Linked DNA regions of Homo sapiens: region 2 is linked to region 1. The links are chromatin loops, found by intact Hi-C in ENCODE. Cell type or tissue: heart left ventricle. All regions are shown on one strand. Each heading gives the region's core, and the rest is flanking DNA. Links, peaks and the distances in the headings are about the cores only. Region 1 has its middle 42 kb from the start of MKLN1-AS. Region 2 has its middle 110 kb from the start of MKLN1-AS.

Region 1 (8,727 bases), core at 553-8,552:
TCAATTTATCTATTTTTTTCTTTTGTTACTTCTGCTTTGGCGACATCCAAGAAACTATTGCCAAATCCAAGGTCATGAACATTTACTCTTGTTTTCTGATAGGAGTTTTATAGTTTTAATTCATGCATTTAGGCCTATGATCCATTTTGAGTTATTCTTTTTTTTTTTTGTATAGTGTTGAGAGTTCAACTTCATTTTTTTACAGGTATCCAGTTGTCCCAGCAACATTTGTTGAAAAAACGGTTCTTTCCCTATCGAATTGTCTTGGCACTCTTCAGAAATTCAATTCAATACCAATGTGAGGGTTTATTTTTAGTCTCTCAAGTCTATTCCATTCATCTATATGTGTATCCTTATGCCTTATGTCGTGATTACTGTAGTTTTCTGGTAGGTTTTGAAATCAGGAACTATGCCTCTTCCAACTTTGTTCTTCCTCTTCAAGATTGTTTTGGCTATTTTGGGTTGTATTTCCATGTGAATAGCATGATCAGCTTGTCAATTTCTGTAAAATAAAAAAAAAGTTGGGATTTTGATGGAGATTGCATTGGATTTCATTTTTCAGGATTATTCATTGCTAGTGTATAGAAATACAATTGATTTTTGTTTATTGATCTTGTATCCTGCCATATTTCTTTTCTTTTTTTTTTTGTTTACAGTCTTGCTCTGTCACCCAGGGTGGAGCGCAGTGGCATGATCATAGCTCACTGCAACCTCCAACTTGTGAGCTCAGCAATCATCCCATCTCAGTCTTGTGAGTGGCTAGGACTACACATGCACACTCAGCTAATTTCTAAATTTTTTGCAAAGATGGGGGTCTCACTATGTTGCCCAGGCTGGCCTTGAACTCCTGGCCTCAAGCGTCCTCCCACCTCAGCCTCCCAGAGTGCTGGGATTACAGCCACCATGCCCAGCCACTGCCACATTTCTGAGCCTGTTTTATCTTATACTCTTATCATGGTGCTTTACTGCTTACTCTGTGGGAGGCATCATGTTAGACACTAGAAATAAAAAGATGGGCTGGGCATGGTGGCTCATGCCTGTAATCCCAGCACTTTGGGAGGCCAAGGCGGGTGGATTACCTGAGTTTGGGAGTTTGAGACCAGCCTGACCAACATGGAGAAACTTCATCTCTACTAAAAATACAAAATTAGCTGGGCATGGTGGCGCATGCCTGTAATCCCAGCTACTTGGGAGGCTGAGGCAGGAGAATCGCTTGAACCCGGGAGGCGGAGGTTGTGGTGAGCCGAGATAGTGCCATTGCACTCCAGCCTGGGCAACAAGAGTGAAACTCCGTCTCAAAAAAAAAAAAAAAAAAAAGAAAGATGAAGAAAACATGGTCTTTGTCCTGAAGAAGCTTATAGCCTAATTCAAAAAGTAAGACATAAACTTATTGATTAAACAGTAGCCCTTGACAGCAACATACAGGGAAGTACATAATTGCCAAATGAATGTTACCAGATGATTAGAGATCTAGCAAGTTCAGGGGATGAGGAGGGACGTGGAGGCTATAGAGGTCTAGGAGAAATAGAGGAGGAGGGATCTGAGCTGGGTTCGAAGGCTCACCTCCTTCCCTTCCTTCTTTCTCCCCTTCCTTCTTTAATTTTCTTATTTCCTTTTCTCCCTTTTCTCTTCCTACCCATCTTCTTTGAAAACATTAATAGAATATAACCATGGTTGGTTATCATTTCTCAAACCTGGCGATCATCAGAATCTCTTGGCAAGCCTTTTAAATATACAGATTCCAGAGTCTCATGTCAGACCTATTGTATCATATTCTCAGATGGTGGGGCATGGACAACTGCATTAAAAGTTTTATCTGATTTTCAGCCAGGTTTGGAAATTTCTGGATATGACTATAGTCATGATTTCCACACGTGGACCAATCCTCATCTTCATTCCACTGCAGCTCTGACTCTGTTTAGGATGCTCACAAGGCCAGCAGGTCACACGGGCACCTAGTAAGGGAGGGGAATTGGGCCTGTGCAACAGCTCCTCCGTTCATGAACAGCATCTCAATCTGCATACGTTACTGAGAGGGCTCTTCAGTGTCATTTATGTTTATGGGGATGGCTCATTATACAGATCAAACTTTTATTTTCTGTAACTGAGAATCTAAGAATCTCAAAAGATCCTTCCGCTGTCGATGGCCATGACCCTCAGAGTTACCTGTGGGATATGGACTCATTATCCAGATTTAATAAATAATAACGGCTTGCCATGATAAAACCTTCTAGTTACAAGAGAAGGCCCTTCCCTCCCTCCCTCCCTCCCTCCCTCCTTCCCTTCCCTTCCCCTCCTTCCTTCCTTCCTTCCTTCCTTCCTTCCTTCCTTCCTTCCTTCCTTCCTTCCTCTCTCTCTCTTTACTGCTTTCTTTCTTCTCTTTTTTTTTTTTTTTGAGACAGCATCTCACTCTGTTGCCCAAAACAGGCTGGAGTACACTGGTGCACTCACAGCTCACTGCAGCCTTGACCTCCTGGGCTCAGGTGATCCTCCCACCTCAGCCTCCCGAGTAGCTGGGACTACAGGCATGCACCACCACAGCTGGCTAATTTTTGTATTTTTTGTAGAAACAGGGTTTCATGATGTTGCTCAGGCTGGTCTAGAACTCCTGGGCTGAAGCTGTCTGCGCATCTTGGCCTCCCAAAAATGCTGGGATAACAGGCGTGTGCCATTGTGCCCGGCCGAGAAGGCCCTTTCATTTCAACTCTCTCCAGAGGTAACCAATCTGTTGAAGACTGTGAGTGTCCTTCCCACATGTTTTTATAGTTTTACTACACAATAGGCAAGTTTTGCATGTTTAAACCTGTATGTAAATAGTGTACATATTTTTTTCTGTAGCTTTTTTTCTCAACATTGTGATTTGGAGATTTATCTGTGGTACTTGTAGAGCTAATCCATTCTATATAACATAACATTATATTATATAATACTGCAATGTAGTGCTCCATTGTGTAAATGTTCTAGAATCTATTCTCCTGTGGGTGGATATTTGTTATGGCCAGTTTTTTGCTATTCCAAATCATGATGTAAATCATGCCCTGGTGTACGTCTCCTTGAACACATGTGTGAGAGTTCTAGGGAATATATCTAGAACAAAAATTGCTAGGGAATAGGATATGCGCACTTCCGACTTGACTAGATTGCCTTCCAGCTTACTGTCCACAGCAGCTGAACCAATTGTTATATATCTCATCAATGATATACAAGAATTTGTCTTGTCCCACATTCTAACCAACGCTGTCAAGTTTTTTAAAAATACACATATCTAAGCCCTATTTTCATAGATTCTGATAGGTTCACTCTGGAGTGTGGTTTGAAATAGGCTACAGGTGGTTCTAAAACACAAATAAAGTTAAGTCTGCTCCAAGTATGCATGTGTATATGATCTAATATATTGATATGTGGATTGTCACGCTGAGGTTACTCTGGTGCTCTGTTGGTAGCATCTATGTTGGCTGGATTTAGATGTTTGAGGAAAGGGTGGGGAAGTACCACTGTCCAACATACAGATACACTTTGAATAAAAAAGCGGTCTGTGATTTACCAGTGCACTGGGCTGTAGTTGATCTAAAGCCCTACCTTTGCCAGCTACGTGAATAGGGTGGGCCCTTTCTAAGTGCTGCCTTCCCTCTCACCAGGTGTGTGGCTGGGTATCAGCTGTCAGGGCTTGCATACGTGCGGTCGCTTAGGGCAAGGTGCCTGTCAGCTATGTCTGCCAGCCCGCTGGGTGGTGTCACTGTGTGGAGCATTTGTGGCTTTTTCAAAGCCCTGAGGAATCTGAGAAGCAAGTGAGGGGAATGATGCATGAAAACAAAAGGCAGTGGAAAGAGTGACCAGCCAGCAGGCTCCAGCAGGCTAGAACGCTCTGTCCTTGTTATTACTGCTTCAGGAAAATGCTGCCAGCTTCCTGGCAGGGCCTGGAAGGTAGAGGCTTCTTGAGAAAACAAGGATAAGTGATGCGTACTCTGAGGCTGAGATTCCGGTTCCCCAGCCTCCCCGCTTTTCCAGCAGAAGCTGCAGGGTGAGGATGGGGAACCGTTTGCTCCTTGGTGGGTTTGGCCAGTCTTTCATTCTCTCCTGGCTGCTGTCCTAAGAGTTTTTTCTCCTTTCTTCCACTCATAAGCAGCACGGCTCTGGTCTCAGAGGCCTAGCAGGGCTGGCCTGGGAGGGAAGCTGGGCGGTGCCCTAGGCAGAGTTGTTCCCTGAGGAGTGATGTGAAGGTCAGCCTAGGGGAGGAAAAAGGGCCTCAGCCATAATTCCCATTCAAGGAGTGTTTGCCAAAGATGAACCTCCTGGTGTGGGGCAATGAGACACGGGATGCGCTCATACCTTGTCCACTTTCCCCCTGGTACTGCATTCACAGGATAGCCTAACCCAATTTTCCGAAATGAGGTAGAAGCTCAGCAAAGGTAAGCGTTTCCATGTTAACTTATTATCAGATGGATGTGAGGACCTGTCGTAATTGGACTTGCCGAAAGTCAACTTCTATTTTCCCTCCTGACAATCACCTTTCTTTGGCATATAAAATACATGGATGCAAATTAGGGAAGAAGTCAGCATTCTTTTCTTCTCTTAAAAAGTAGCGATGAGGATAAAGAATAAAAATAGGCCTCTGTAGATACAATAGGGCTGAGCTGAGGGTGTGGTTTGCTTGGCAACAGCTCAGGCAAAGCTGTTTCTCTTGGTCCTGGAATGCCCTTGACTTCACCTCTGCCTGATGCAGTCTTAAGAGACCAGCTTGATTGTGAGTTTTTTTGGTGAAACTCCCATCAATAGTTAGTCATTCCCTTTTTTCTGGCCCCATAGCATTTTGCTCTTATAAAAACCATTCATCATATTGCGTGACAATTACTGACTTGGGATCATGCCTTATTCTCTGCGTGTGTTTCCTCAGCATCTATGGACTTTTTTTTTTTTTTTTGAGACACAGTTTCACTCTGTCGCCCAGGCTGGAGTGCAGTGGCGCCGTCTCACTGCAACCTTCGTCTCCCGGGTTCAAGCGATTCTCGTGCCTCCACCTCCCAAGGAGCTGGGATTACAGGCATGCGTTATCACGCCGGACTAATTTTGTATTTTTAGTAGAGACAGGGTTTCACCATGTTGGCCAGGCTGGTCTCGAACTCCTGATCTCAAGTGATCTGTCTGCCTTGGCCTCTCAAAGTGCTGGGATTACAGGTGTGAGCCACTGCGCCTGGCCAATGGACTATATTTTAACATAGTAGTTCTTTGATAAATGTTTATTGAATGAATCAAAGTTCCTAAGAAGATATCAGTCCTCAGCTCTTATATTTTCTTAATTATCCCCTGCCTTTTCCTTTGTGGGGTGATCTGCAAGCAGTTTCATCTGCACGTGGAATGGAGGACATGCTAAAAGTAAATGTAGCTTTGTTTTTTTTTCCTCCCCCAAGGAATTGCCTCAGTAGGAATGGGTGTTTCAGATATATCATTCTGTTACAGGTACAAAAAATTGTTTCCAGGAAGCACTGCCATCATTATCTCTGAGAGGCAAGTCAGTAGAAATTGTTATTTTCCATTTACAGATGGACAAATGGAAGGTTTCTTTCTCATTTACCAATTACAGAATGTCCACTCTGTTTAAAGTACTGTGCTAAGATTTTTATGGGCTACAAAGATGTACAAGACAAGGTTCTTGTTTCGAATAAGAATGTCATAATCTTATTTGGATAAAACAATATTTATATAACAAAAGAACTACAACTCAGGAGCATATAGTTTGAGGCATATGAGTGGTCCCAAAAGGAGCCCCAATGGGCCAGGCACGGTGGCTCACACCTGTAATCCCAGCACTTTGGAAGGCCAAGATGGGTGGATGGCTTGAGGCCAGGAGTTTGAGACCAGCCTGGGAAACATAACAAGGCCCCATATATACTTTTAAAAAAATTAGCTGGAAGTAGTGGTGCACACCTGTGGCCCAGCTTCTTGGGAGGCTGAGATGGGAGGATCGATTGAGCCCTAAAGATTGAGGCTGCAGTGAGCCACAATCGTGCCATTGCACTCCAATCTGGGTAACAGAGTGAAATGAAACCCTGTCTCAAAACAAAACAAAAAGTACCAAAGGGAATATAAAAGGCAGGCAAAAGAATGTCCAGCTAAAGTGATCAGGTATATCCTCCTGTCCCATCTGAGATGAACAGGTTTTGTGCTGGTTATTCTCCATCTGGCTCCTGTCCTGGTTTTCTGTGACTGCCGTAACAAATTACTACAAACTGGATAGGTTAAAACAACAGAATTTTATTTTCTCACAGTTCCGGAGGACAGAAGTCTGAAATCAAGTGTTGGCAAGGCCACACTCCTGAAAGCTCTGGGGGAGAATCTTCTCCTTGCTTCTTCCAGCGTCTGGGGGCCCCAGGCCTTCCTTGGCTTGTGGCCACTCCTCTGAGGTCACATTGCCTCCTCCTTTTATCTCTTAAAGTTTCTGCTTCTCTCTTATAAGGATACATGTGATTGCATTTAGGGCCTACCACAGTGATCTAGGATAAGGTCCTCCTCTCAGGATAAGGTCCTCCTGAACTTAATCACATATTTTGCCATGTAATGTAATATTCCCAGGTTCCAGAGATTCGGCTGTGGGCATGTTTTGTTGGCGGGGGAGGGGGAGGAGAATATCATTCAACCCATTATAGCCCTGATATGGTTAGGCTTTGTGTCCCCACCCAAATCTCATCTTGAATTTTAATCCCCATAATCCCCACATGTTTAGGGAAAGACCAGTGGGAGGTGATTGGATCATGGGGGAGGTTCCCCCCATGCTGTTCTCGTGATAGTGAGTGAGTTCTCATGAGATCTGATGGTTTTATAAGGGGCTCTTCCCCCTTTGCTTCTTACTTTTCTCTCTCCTGACGCCATGTGAAGAAGGTCCTTGTTTCCCCTTTGCCTTCTGCCATGATTGTAAGTTTCCTGAGGCCTCCCCAGCCATGTGGAACGGTGAGTCAATTAAACCTCTTTCCTTTATAAATTGCCCAGGTTCCAGTAGTATCTTTAAATTATAGCAGTGTGACAGTGGATTAATACAAGCCCCATGTCCTTCTCTGCCACACTCTGTTCCCGACAAGGATGTTACCCCACAGATTTCGTCCCCTGGGAGCCAGTGCCCTCTGGCTTACTGTTGGGTTTGTCCAATGGCAGGCATCAGCAAGTATCAGAGGGTAGGAGGCAAAAGAGGTTGAGATATTTCTTCTCCTTTCCTCCCTGCTTTAGCGCCATGGGTTTGGCATTAGGTATGCCCCTTCACAGTTCTAGCTCTTTCTGGACTCTGATAAACTGTTTCTCTTCAGGCCTGGACTTCTACTGCTACTCGACCTTGGGTGCCTCAGTATCCGCTTAAGTTCCCACCACCCTCCCTACATCCTTGTAAATATCAATTTCATCAAATGATTTTCAAAATCCCAGCGCAATGTGCCTTCAGTTTTGTGCCATGATCTTGAGTGATAGAGATTCCAAGAAGCAAAAATTTAATTTTCAGAACGGAGAGATATACTCAGGTTACCTCAGTCTAAGCTTAAGACTAATACAAGCCCCATGTCCTTCTCTGCCACACTCTGGCAACGAGGAGTGGGAAGGTGATTCAGCACACAGTGCCGCCCTAGCAACTGGGTTATCTTGTGGGCCCTTCAGTAGTCAGTATCTGTTGCTTTGCACTCTAATTATCTGCTAGTATTGTGACTCTCCACTGCCCTTGCTGTTCAGTACTTTCTATTCTTTTCTCATCTCACAGCTTCTATTGCTGCATGCTTTTTGCTGCCACATGACCTCAGCTTTCTTCCTTCTCTCTGTGTATCTTTTAGTTTCTGCCCATTTCTAACTGCTGACTCTCTCTTTGTATTTCATATTCAACTCAACAAAAGAATCTGCCTAGTTTGGCTGTTCACCATCAAGTGCAGGTGGTTAGGCAGAGCCTTCTTTTAAAAAAAAAAATTATTTTTTTAAAGTAGAAGTAAATGGGGGTCTCACTGTGTTGCCCAGGCTAGTCTTGAACTCCTGGGCTCAGGCAATCCTTCCACCTCAGCCTCCCAAAGTGCTGGTATTACAGGCATGTCCATCATGCCCGGCTATCAAAGCCTTCTTGACAAACCATCTCATGAGCATAGGTCTGATGCCCTAGATCAGGTGTCCCCACCCCTGGCCTAAATGGCTTTGTTTGGAATGGCAGAATAAATTGTTACGTAATTTGGTGTCCTGTCTATTAGAAACCTAGAAGGGGGTTTATGGGTGTGGCAGACATGATGACACTTGCAGGAAGTGGGGAAGGATGGTTATTAAAACCTACAAGTAGCCAGGTGTGGTGGCTCACGCCTGTGGTCCCAGCACTTTGGGAGACCAAGGCGGGAGGATCCCTTGAGGCCAGGAGTTTGAGACCAGCCTGGCCAACATAGCGAGACCTCATCTCTACAAAAAATGAAAAAACAACCCCAACCGCAAATCCTTACCAATGGACTTTAATAAGCTACAGGATCTAGTACCCACTTGTTTCTTATCTCTTACTACCAGGAAGCAGCACAGCATACTTTAGTGTTTAACAGCATGCATCACTAGAGACAGACCACCTGAGTTCCAATCCTAGCTCTATCACTTGATTGCTGTGTCATTTGGGGGCAGTTATTTAACTTTCCTGTACCTCAGTTTCCTCATCTGGAAAAGGTAAAATCAGTATCTACTTCATAGACTTGCTGGGAGAATTAGTTAATATCTTTCATGTGCTTCAAATAA
Region 2 (8,727 bases), core at 230-8,229, 66 kb before region 1:
TCTGATTTTATTTTCAGATAGTCTGTATGATATTCTTCATAAACGATTACATTATCCAAACAAGGAGAGTTTGTCTTTTCTTTTTCTCTACTGTGATGATGGAGATACCATGGATTCAGTCATGGAGGCCTGTAGTTGCTTGATCCAGTTTCCTGTCTGTGTCCTTTCTTCCTGCCCCATCATTCCTTCATGTAAAGCCTATTACCACATGCGGTCAGCTTATTTAGCCTAACAAGCCAGTTTGTTTGGGGGGGATAGGGGCTCTCAGTCTAGCCCATAGGTTCAAGCAGTGAACCTGGTTTACCACCCGCTCCCCTCACTCCATGCAGGTCACTGTTAGTTCCCTTTAAGGAGTCTAGACGCCCCATTCTAGCATCCCCTGCCTCTTTTCAGACCTGGAACCGAACCGGCCCATGTTTTTAGCCCCATTTATTGCTTTGCATTTCCGGTCAAAAGAAAAGTTTATATTTGGGCTGGGCATAGTGGCTCATGCCTCTAATCCCAGCAGTTTGGGAGGCAGAGGCAGGCAGATCACCTGAGGTCAGGAGTTCAAGACTAGCCTGGCCAACATGGTGAAACTCCCTCTCTACTAAAAATACAAAAAACTGTACTGAAAATACAAAAAATACAGGAGTGCGTGGTGGCGCACTCCTGTAATCCCAGCTACTTGGGAAGCTGAGGCAGGAGAATCGCTTAAAACCAGGAGGCGGAGGTTGCAGTGAGCCGACATTGCGCCACTGCACTCCAGCCTGGGCGACAGACTGAGTCTCTGACTCAAAAAAAAAAAAAAAGAAAAAAAAGAAAGTTTATTATATTTGGAGAAAACTGTGTCTTTTAATTTTTCTCCTTTATATTTTAATAACCATTGCTTTGTGCTTAGAGCTGAGCGAGTGCCTCAAAGGTTCAGCAATGCTACCTTGACCAGAAATCATAATTTCAATGTCTATTTTGTAAAGGATTACAGAACTAGCTTCTACTACTGCCGACACTTCATGCAGTAATTATCACCAAACACAATGCTACTCAATTTCTACAATGTCTTTCAGGTCCTTGTGCTTGGTAAACACTATACTTGTGTCTGTGTCTGTCACCTGGGTAATGGGAATGGAGATAAATACTATTTTCTGCACCCGAAAAAACTGAGGCCTCTTACTAACCAGACAGCCACAGGACTGTGAGTTCCTCCAATGATAGGGCTGTGCCTTTTTCATCCTGTGCCTCCTCACGAAAATAACTCAAACCAAACTCTGGGCCCATACCTGGCTTTATTCAACAAGATGTCCCATGAACTGAGGAGACCCCCTATTGAGTGCCCTCAGGATCTATGCAGTACCATGGCTTGAGGAAATGAGAGGCTAAAAAGACAGGAATAAGAACCATGATAGTTGATTTTAAGCAAAATAAGTGAGAAGGAATTGTCGATGGCATTTCATCTAGAAAGTGAATTTTGATTGAGATTTAGATATTTTTTATATGAATCCCCTTATATAAACTAGCTTAGTATATAAATATAATCAAAATAGCATTCATTAAAATTGCAAAACTTATTTATTAAAATATGTAAAACAGCCAGCTGCAACAGTAGTGACTAAGAAGTATAAAAATAAATTATTTTTTTCAACAAATACAAATATGTATTGAGTTCCTACTATGTGCTTACACAGTACAGGAAATGGGGATACAAAGATAAATAAAACAGATCCCTGTGCAACTAAAAATCCAGTTGGGCCGATTGTTGGGCAAATAAATCATCCAAATATGATGGGATAGCTTGGGCACAGTGGCTCACGCCTGTAATCCCAACAGTTTGGGAGGCTGAGGCAGGCAGATCACCTGAGGTCAGGAGTTCGAGACCAGCCTGGCCAACATGGTGAAACCCTGTCTCTACTAAAAATACAAAAATTAACCAGGTGTGGTTGTGGGCACCTGTAATCCCGGCTACTCAGGAGGCTGAGGCAGGCAAATTGCTTGAACCCGAGAGGCAGGCGTTGCAGTGAGCCGAGATCGTGCCATGGCACTCCAGCCTGGGCGAAAGAGTGAAACTCTGTCTCAAAAAACAAAACAAAACAAAATATGATGGGATAGGCTCCTTAAAAGAGTGTTAGTTTGAAGAAATACTTGTACCCCTGTGTTCATAGCAGCATTATGCACAATAGCCAAGAGGTGGAAGCAACCTAAGTGTCCAATGACAGATTAATGTGTAATCGCCCAACCGGGTTCTTCTTGCCTGCTGCCCAGAAAAGTCAATGCAAAACTAGCAGGTTCTGCAGCAAAGAAAGAGTTTAATAAATGTGGGGCCAGCCAAATGGAAGGACAGGAGATAATTCTCAAATCCGCCTCCCCAAGAATGTGAGGGCTAGGGTTTTTCCAGGATAGTTTGGCAGGCAGGAGCTAGGGAATGGGGAATGCTGATTGGTTGGGTTGGGATGAAATCATAGGGGCTTGAAAGTGTTTTCTTGCACTGAGTCAGTTCTCGGGTGCAGGTTATGGGTCTGAGTGGTGCCAGTTGGTTCATACGGAATACAAGGTCTGAAAAATATCTCAAATACCATTCTTAGGTTTTACAATAATGATGTTATCCATAGGGGCAATTGGAAAAGTTATAAATCTTGTTACCATTCGCTACATGACTCCTGAGTAGTAAGTAGTTTTTAAAGGCAAGTTATAAAACAATGACTGATTAGAGTTTAATTATGTGTATATCTTAGCAGAATTCAGACCTCTGTCACAATTCTAACCTTGTGGACTTACGTTAGTTATATGAAAGTGGTTTTGGTCCCTGAGCAAGTAGAGGGGGTTAGTTCAGGAAAGAAGTATCATCGTCTTTGTTTTGAAGTTAAACTATGAACTAAATTCCTCCCATAATTAGCTTGGAATGAGCAAGTTAGCCTGTGAGGTTAAAACAAGATGTAGTTAGTTATGCTACATTTCCTTCACTGTCGTAATTTTTGTATAGGTGGTTCCCAGTGGATAAATAAAATGTGGTATGTGCATACAATGGATTATTATTCAGTCTTAAAAAGAAAGGAAATTCTGACACAGGCTACAACATGGATGAACCTTGGGAACATGATGCCGAGTGAAATAAGCCAGTCACAACAAGACAAATACCTCAAGGTCTCTCTGACCTTCCAACCTTCCCCCCGACCCCCGACCTCTACCAAAGAAATTGAAGTTCCTTTATCTGCCTGAGATCAGTCTTACCAAGGAGAACAAGCATTTTCTTCCCCTCTCCGGAAGACCAAGAATGTAACCACAGATGAACAGACCCTTTCACAAGATAGTGCCTGTCTTTCAGACTCATTTATGAGACTAATTTATGAGTGTGATTACACTCATGTGAAGTATCTAGAATGGTCAATTCTTAGGAACAGAAAGCAGAATGGTGGTTGCCAGAAGCTGGGGGAGGAAGGAGAAATGAGAGTTGTTTAATGGGTACAAAGCTTCAGTTTTGCAAGATGGAAAATTTTGGAGATTGATGGTCCAACAATGTGAACACACTTAACACAAATGCACAGTAGACTTAAAAGTGGTTAAGATGGCAAATTTTATATTTTGGGTATTTTTTACCACAATTTTAAAAATGTTAAAAAAAAAAATAGTGTTAGCATCCAGAGGGCAGAGGCATTTCTAACATCTTGCAGAATGCCTGATATAATAGTAGGCACTTGATAAATATTTTGCCTCCCCTTGGTTTCTGTGCCCCATCCTGTGTCCTACACAACAGGACAAAGGCCAAGTCGTTCTGTGAGCCAATTCAGCAAACAAAGGCACTTCTCTCTCCAAGGCACAGAGAAGAATTTCGAATATTTGTGATTTGAAATTTGTCCTGGTCACACCAACTATTCTTTACTTCTCAGATATGCTTATCTGAGTTCTTTTGGCATTTAACTTGTCTAAAGATAGATACTGTTTCTACTTCCCAAAACAGAATTGTGATGGACTTTGTAAGGAAAAAAAAAAAGTGGGAGGAAGTCTGTGAAATGAAATCATTATTAGGCCATGGTACAAATGGCTGTCGGGCCCTGGGTTCAGCCCAGCACAGGAGGAAGGGTGAGGTAATTAGCATGGATTTGCAATTCTGCAGCTCGCTTTTGTTCCCTCCCTCCACTGGCTGTGTCTGATTCTAGTCACTGGGTTTATTCTCTTGTGTTTGTTTTTTTCACTTGGCCAAAAATAGAGAGACAAAAAAAGTTTCCTCATACTTACTTCAGCTTTTTACTTTTTTCCTTGTGTGTTTGGTTTCCTCTTACGTGATCCTTCCTTCTTCCTGCCACCTGCTAGTTTCTCTATGGTGGGGCTCAGAAACCAACATCCCACAATATGGCGCACTGACATGCCGCACTGAGGAATCCTCAAGGTCTCTCTGACCTTCCGACCTTCCCCCCTCACCTCCAATCTCTACCAAAGAAATTGAAGTTCCTTTATCTGCCTGAGATCAGTCTTACCAAGGAGAACAATTGTTTTCTTTCCCTCTTTGGAAGACCAAGAATGTAACCACACATGAACAGACCCTTTCACAAGATAGTGCCTGTCTTTCCACTCATTTATTATTCCAATGAAAACTATTTACAAGTTAATTTCTAGTCCCCATCCTATCATTCTCCCTAGTAATCATTTATTGCCCCTCAACAGAATTCTCTTTCTCCCCACTCCCATAACCTGTTTTATAAGGATCAAGCCCCCATTTTTTTCTGTAACCTCAAGACGGTATCAAAGCTTCTGTATCTCATTGGGAAGCTGGATCTTCATTCTGAAGGCCCTTGTATACATGTAACCGTAATAGGTTCATTGCCCAATGCCCACGCAAGTCAATATACCGAGACACCTGGTTGGAGCAGAGAAAGAGGTTTAATCATAGGGTCACTGAACAAGGAGATGGGAGAAAAACTCAAACACATCTCCAGGAGGAATTTGGAGTTAGGGTTATTAAGGGTTTTGGAGTGGGCCAGTGTGGAGGTCATCAGTTGGTAGAAGAGTGTAGCGTGACATCATGGGACAGGGAGATGAAGCAGCTATTCGCTCATGCTGATCCTCTTCCTCTGTGGGGGGTCTTCAAATTGGTTGCTAGAATTAGAGGTCTAAAAAACATCTTAAGTGATCCTTAAACAAAAGCCTTATGATTGATTCTGACGTCAGATATCCCGTCTGGAGGAACAGAGAGGGTACAAATCTTCAGTATCTAGTGACTTTTAGCAACAAGGAAGTGGGCCAAAGTGCAGCCTGATTAATGCTTATATTTAATTAATGATATTATATAACATATTATGTAATATATTCTATGAATGCACTATGAAATACCTGTATTTCTGTCCAGAACCTGGCATGCAATTCTTGTCAACCCTGTGTGGGTAGTTTCATGCATATGAAGTCAATTTGTATACCTTTTCTCCCATGTTAATCCATCTGCCTCATATCAGTGATTTTGCAGCAAACCTTTATCTGCTTTTCCTACCTTTCTCAAGAATAGCTTTTCCTTGTGTTCTGTAACCCTGGCTTGGTGCACAGTATGCGTGATGGACAGGTTGAGTTGCAACACTTGGTGACAGTACAGACATGGAGCCTGGAAAGGGCCTGCGGGGTTTGAATTGAGGGATGCCCATTTCTGGTCCAAGCCCTGGGTGGAGCTCCCCATTGTTGGTTCATGGCCCTGGGCGTGCACATGGCCAAGAAGCAGAGTAGAGCAGAGGTGCCCTGCCTAGTGCTGGAGGAGAAAGGTGTCCAGGCATCTTCCAACCTCCTCATGCCAGTATGCTGAGAGGGTAAGTGCAGGACAGAGCCAATGGAAGACCTCCTTAGACTGGGTGAATCATGGAACCAACTGAGGTTTCCATTCTGGAGATTTGATCATGCCACTTTTTTTTTTTTTTTTTTTTTTAAAGACCGAAGTCTGGCTCCATCACCCACGCTGGAGGGCAGTGGCATGATTTAGGCTCACTGCAACCTCCGTCTTCTGGTTTGGATGATTCTCCTGCCTCAGCCTCCTGAGTAGCTGGGATTACAGGTGTGTGCCACCACACCCGGCTAATTTTTTTTTTTTTTTTTTGTATTTTTAGTAGAGGTGGGGTTTCACCATGTTGACCAGGCTGGTCTCGAGCTCCTGACCTTAGGTGATCCACCCACCTTAGCCTCCCGAAGTGCTGGGATTACAGGTATGAGTCACCATGCCCGGCCTCTTGCCACTTTTTAAATGTAACACTTAAATAGTTCTTGCTGTGTGACAGACACTGTTCAGACACTGTTCTAAGTGCTTTTATTTTATTTATTTATTTATTTTGACATGGAGTGTTGCTCTGTCGCCCAGGCTGGATTGTGGTGGTGTGATCTCGGCTCACTGCAACCTCCGCCTCCTGGGTTCAAGCAATTTTCCTACCTTAGCCTCTTGAGTAGCTGGGACTACAGGCATGCACCACCATGCCCGGCTAATTTTAGTAGAGATGGGGTTTCACTATGTTGGCTAGGGTGATCTAGTGATCACTTTAAGTGATCTGCCCACCTCGGCCTCCCGAAGTGCTGGGATTACAGGCCACTGTGCCTGGCCTCTAAGTATTTTTAAATATTAACTCATTTAATCCTTACAACAACCCTGTGAGCTAAGAACTACTATTGTCTGAATTTTATGGATGAGGAAAAGGAAACTGAAGCCCAGAGAGGTTAAGGACTTGCTCAGAGTTACCCAGCTGTTACTTCTCTGGTTTATAGATGGCACCTTCCTGCTGTGTCCCCACGTGGTGGAAGAAGGGAAGACATCTCTCTGGTATTAGCATCTTTAATACCCGAAGTCATGCTTTTCACTACTCCACCATGCTGCCACTCTGGTTTATGTAGAGTCTCCCAGGATCTCCTTTGGAGATTTCATGGCTGCTTTTACAAAGCATCTCCCCTAAGGTATAACACTCTCTGTTGGGTTTGGGCAGTGTGTGTATTCCTCTGAAACTTCTGTGTGCCTCCTGGTGTATCCACTGGCAGTCACGTGTTCACAGGCTTAATTCTGCAGAAGACATCAGAATCTGCCCTTCTTTCTCTCCAGGGATAAGGGCACAAGGAAGCCATTTCTACCCATATAAACATTTAAAAATACAATTTCAGGCCGGGTACAGTGGCTCACGCCTGTAATCTCAACATTTTGGGAGGCCAAGGCAGGTGAATCACCTGAGGTCAGGAGTTCAAGACCAGCCTGGCCAACATGGTAAAATCCTCTTTGCTAAAAATACAAAAAAAAAAAAAAAAAGAAAGAAAATAAAAACTAGCCATGCATGGTGGTGCGCACCTGTTATCCTAGTTACTTGGGAGGCTGAGGCATGAGAATGGTTTGAACCCCGGAGGTGGAGGTTGCAGAGATCACGCCACTGCACTCCACTTTTGGTGACAGAGCAAGACTCTGTCTCAGAAAAAAAAATAAATAAATACAGTTTCAGCATATAACAAGCACTATGCTATCTTCATGGTAAGAAGTGCTCTGCCCCTACATAGGAAAGGATACTACTTTGGGATCTGTTGCCAATCTGGGTGAGTTTATAGGGATTCTTCCCCACATTCCCCTTTCAGACCCTTGGGAACAGGGTCATGAAATTTTTAGATGGTTGGCTGGAGTCAGGCAACCAGTTCAGAGCTGTAGGACAGGTTTTCTGGTGAGAGTAGCAAACTGGTCTGGAGACAAGCCCAGGACATTGGCTTCCTTACTCTGGAAGACCGTAGCCATAGCTCGGAACATCACAGGTACTCTGCTAATCCTCTGAACCTTCCATATGTCCCTCTGGCTGTGCCCCAGATGACTTTGCCTAGTAAAACTGGGTTAGCAGAGAAGAAAGATTTACAGGAAGTTAGGATGAGCTTGGGTTTCTGCTGCCTACACTAACCCTGACTTGTGTTGCGGGACCAGGCCTCATTGCTACACAGAGATTTTTCTGTGGCTCTTTCATGCCTCCTGTCAGCTTGCCGCTCTTAATTCCCAAGGCCTCTGCCCATTCTCCATCTCTAAAATGCTTTTCCTGGATCTTCTTCCCACAGGGCTCTCATGCTGAGCTGGCTGGAACTGATAGCGAATTCTTGCTAAGAAATGAGCTGATCACTTCTGAGTTACAGCCTCAGCTCTATACACTGCATGTGCTTTTTTTGTTGTTGTTTTTGTTTTTTTTGAGATGGAGTCTTGCTCTGTTGCCAAGGCTGGAGTACAGTGGTGCGATCTCGGCTTACTCCAGCCTCCGCCTCCTGGGTTCAAGCGATTCTCCTGACTCAGCCTCCTGAGTAGCTGGGATTACAGGCACACACCACCACACCTGACTAATTTTTGTATTTTTAATAGAGATGGGTTTCACCATGTTAGTCAGGCTGATCTCGAACTCCTGACCTCGTGATCTGCCCACCTTGTCCTCCCAAAGTGCTGGGATTACAGGTGTGAGCCGCTGAACCCACCTGCATTTGCATCTTAACAGGGACATCAAAACCAAAAAGTTTAAAAACTCAAAGCACTGGCTGGTGTGGAGGCTCAAACCTGTAATCCCAGCACTTTGGGAAGCTATTGGGGACAATCAATCGCTTGAGGCCAAGAATTTGAGATCAGCCTGGGCAACACAGAGAAACCTGGTTTCTATACAAAAATTTAAAAATTAGCTGGGGCTGGGTGCGGTAGCTCACACCTGTAATCCCAGCACTTTGGGAGGCCAAGGTGGGCAGATCCCCTTAGGTCAGGAGTTTAAGACTAGCCTGGCCAACATGGCGAAACCC

The links. Hi-C counts contacts between places; a loop is a spot of excess contacts. Peaks named below come from ENCODE experiments on the same cell type or tissue, not always from the same donor. Only the 100,000 strongest peaks of a DNase experiment are listed, where the experiment ranks them.
Region 2: it touches region 1 in a loop (1.9-fold over the local background); 6 of 110 quality-filtered maps call a loop at or near these places.

The regions. Positions count from the first base shown.
Region 1 is chr7:131,281,053-131,289,779 of GRCh38, forward strand. It overlaps a transcript of MKLN1 not described here. Among named protein-coding and RNA genes, the nearest start is that of MKLN1-AS, 42 kb to the right of the region's middle. In heart left ventricle, for the core only: no CTCF peak of the experiment used is centred there; a DNase peak (open chromatin) is centred at 4,148; H3K27ac peaks cover 2,988 bases.
Region 2 is chr7:131,215,647-131,224,373 of GRCh38, forward strand. It overlaps a transcript of MKLN1 not described here. Among named protein-coding and RNA genes, the nearest start is that of MKLN1-AS, 110 kb to the right of the region's middle. RefSeq lists an enhancer at 3,437-3,506 and a silencer at 5,390-5,590. In heart left ventricle, for the core only: no CTCF peak of the experiment used is centred there; a DNase peak (open chromatin) is centred at 4,055; H3K27ac peaks cover 1,788 bases.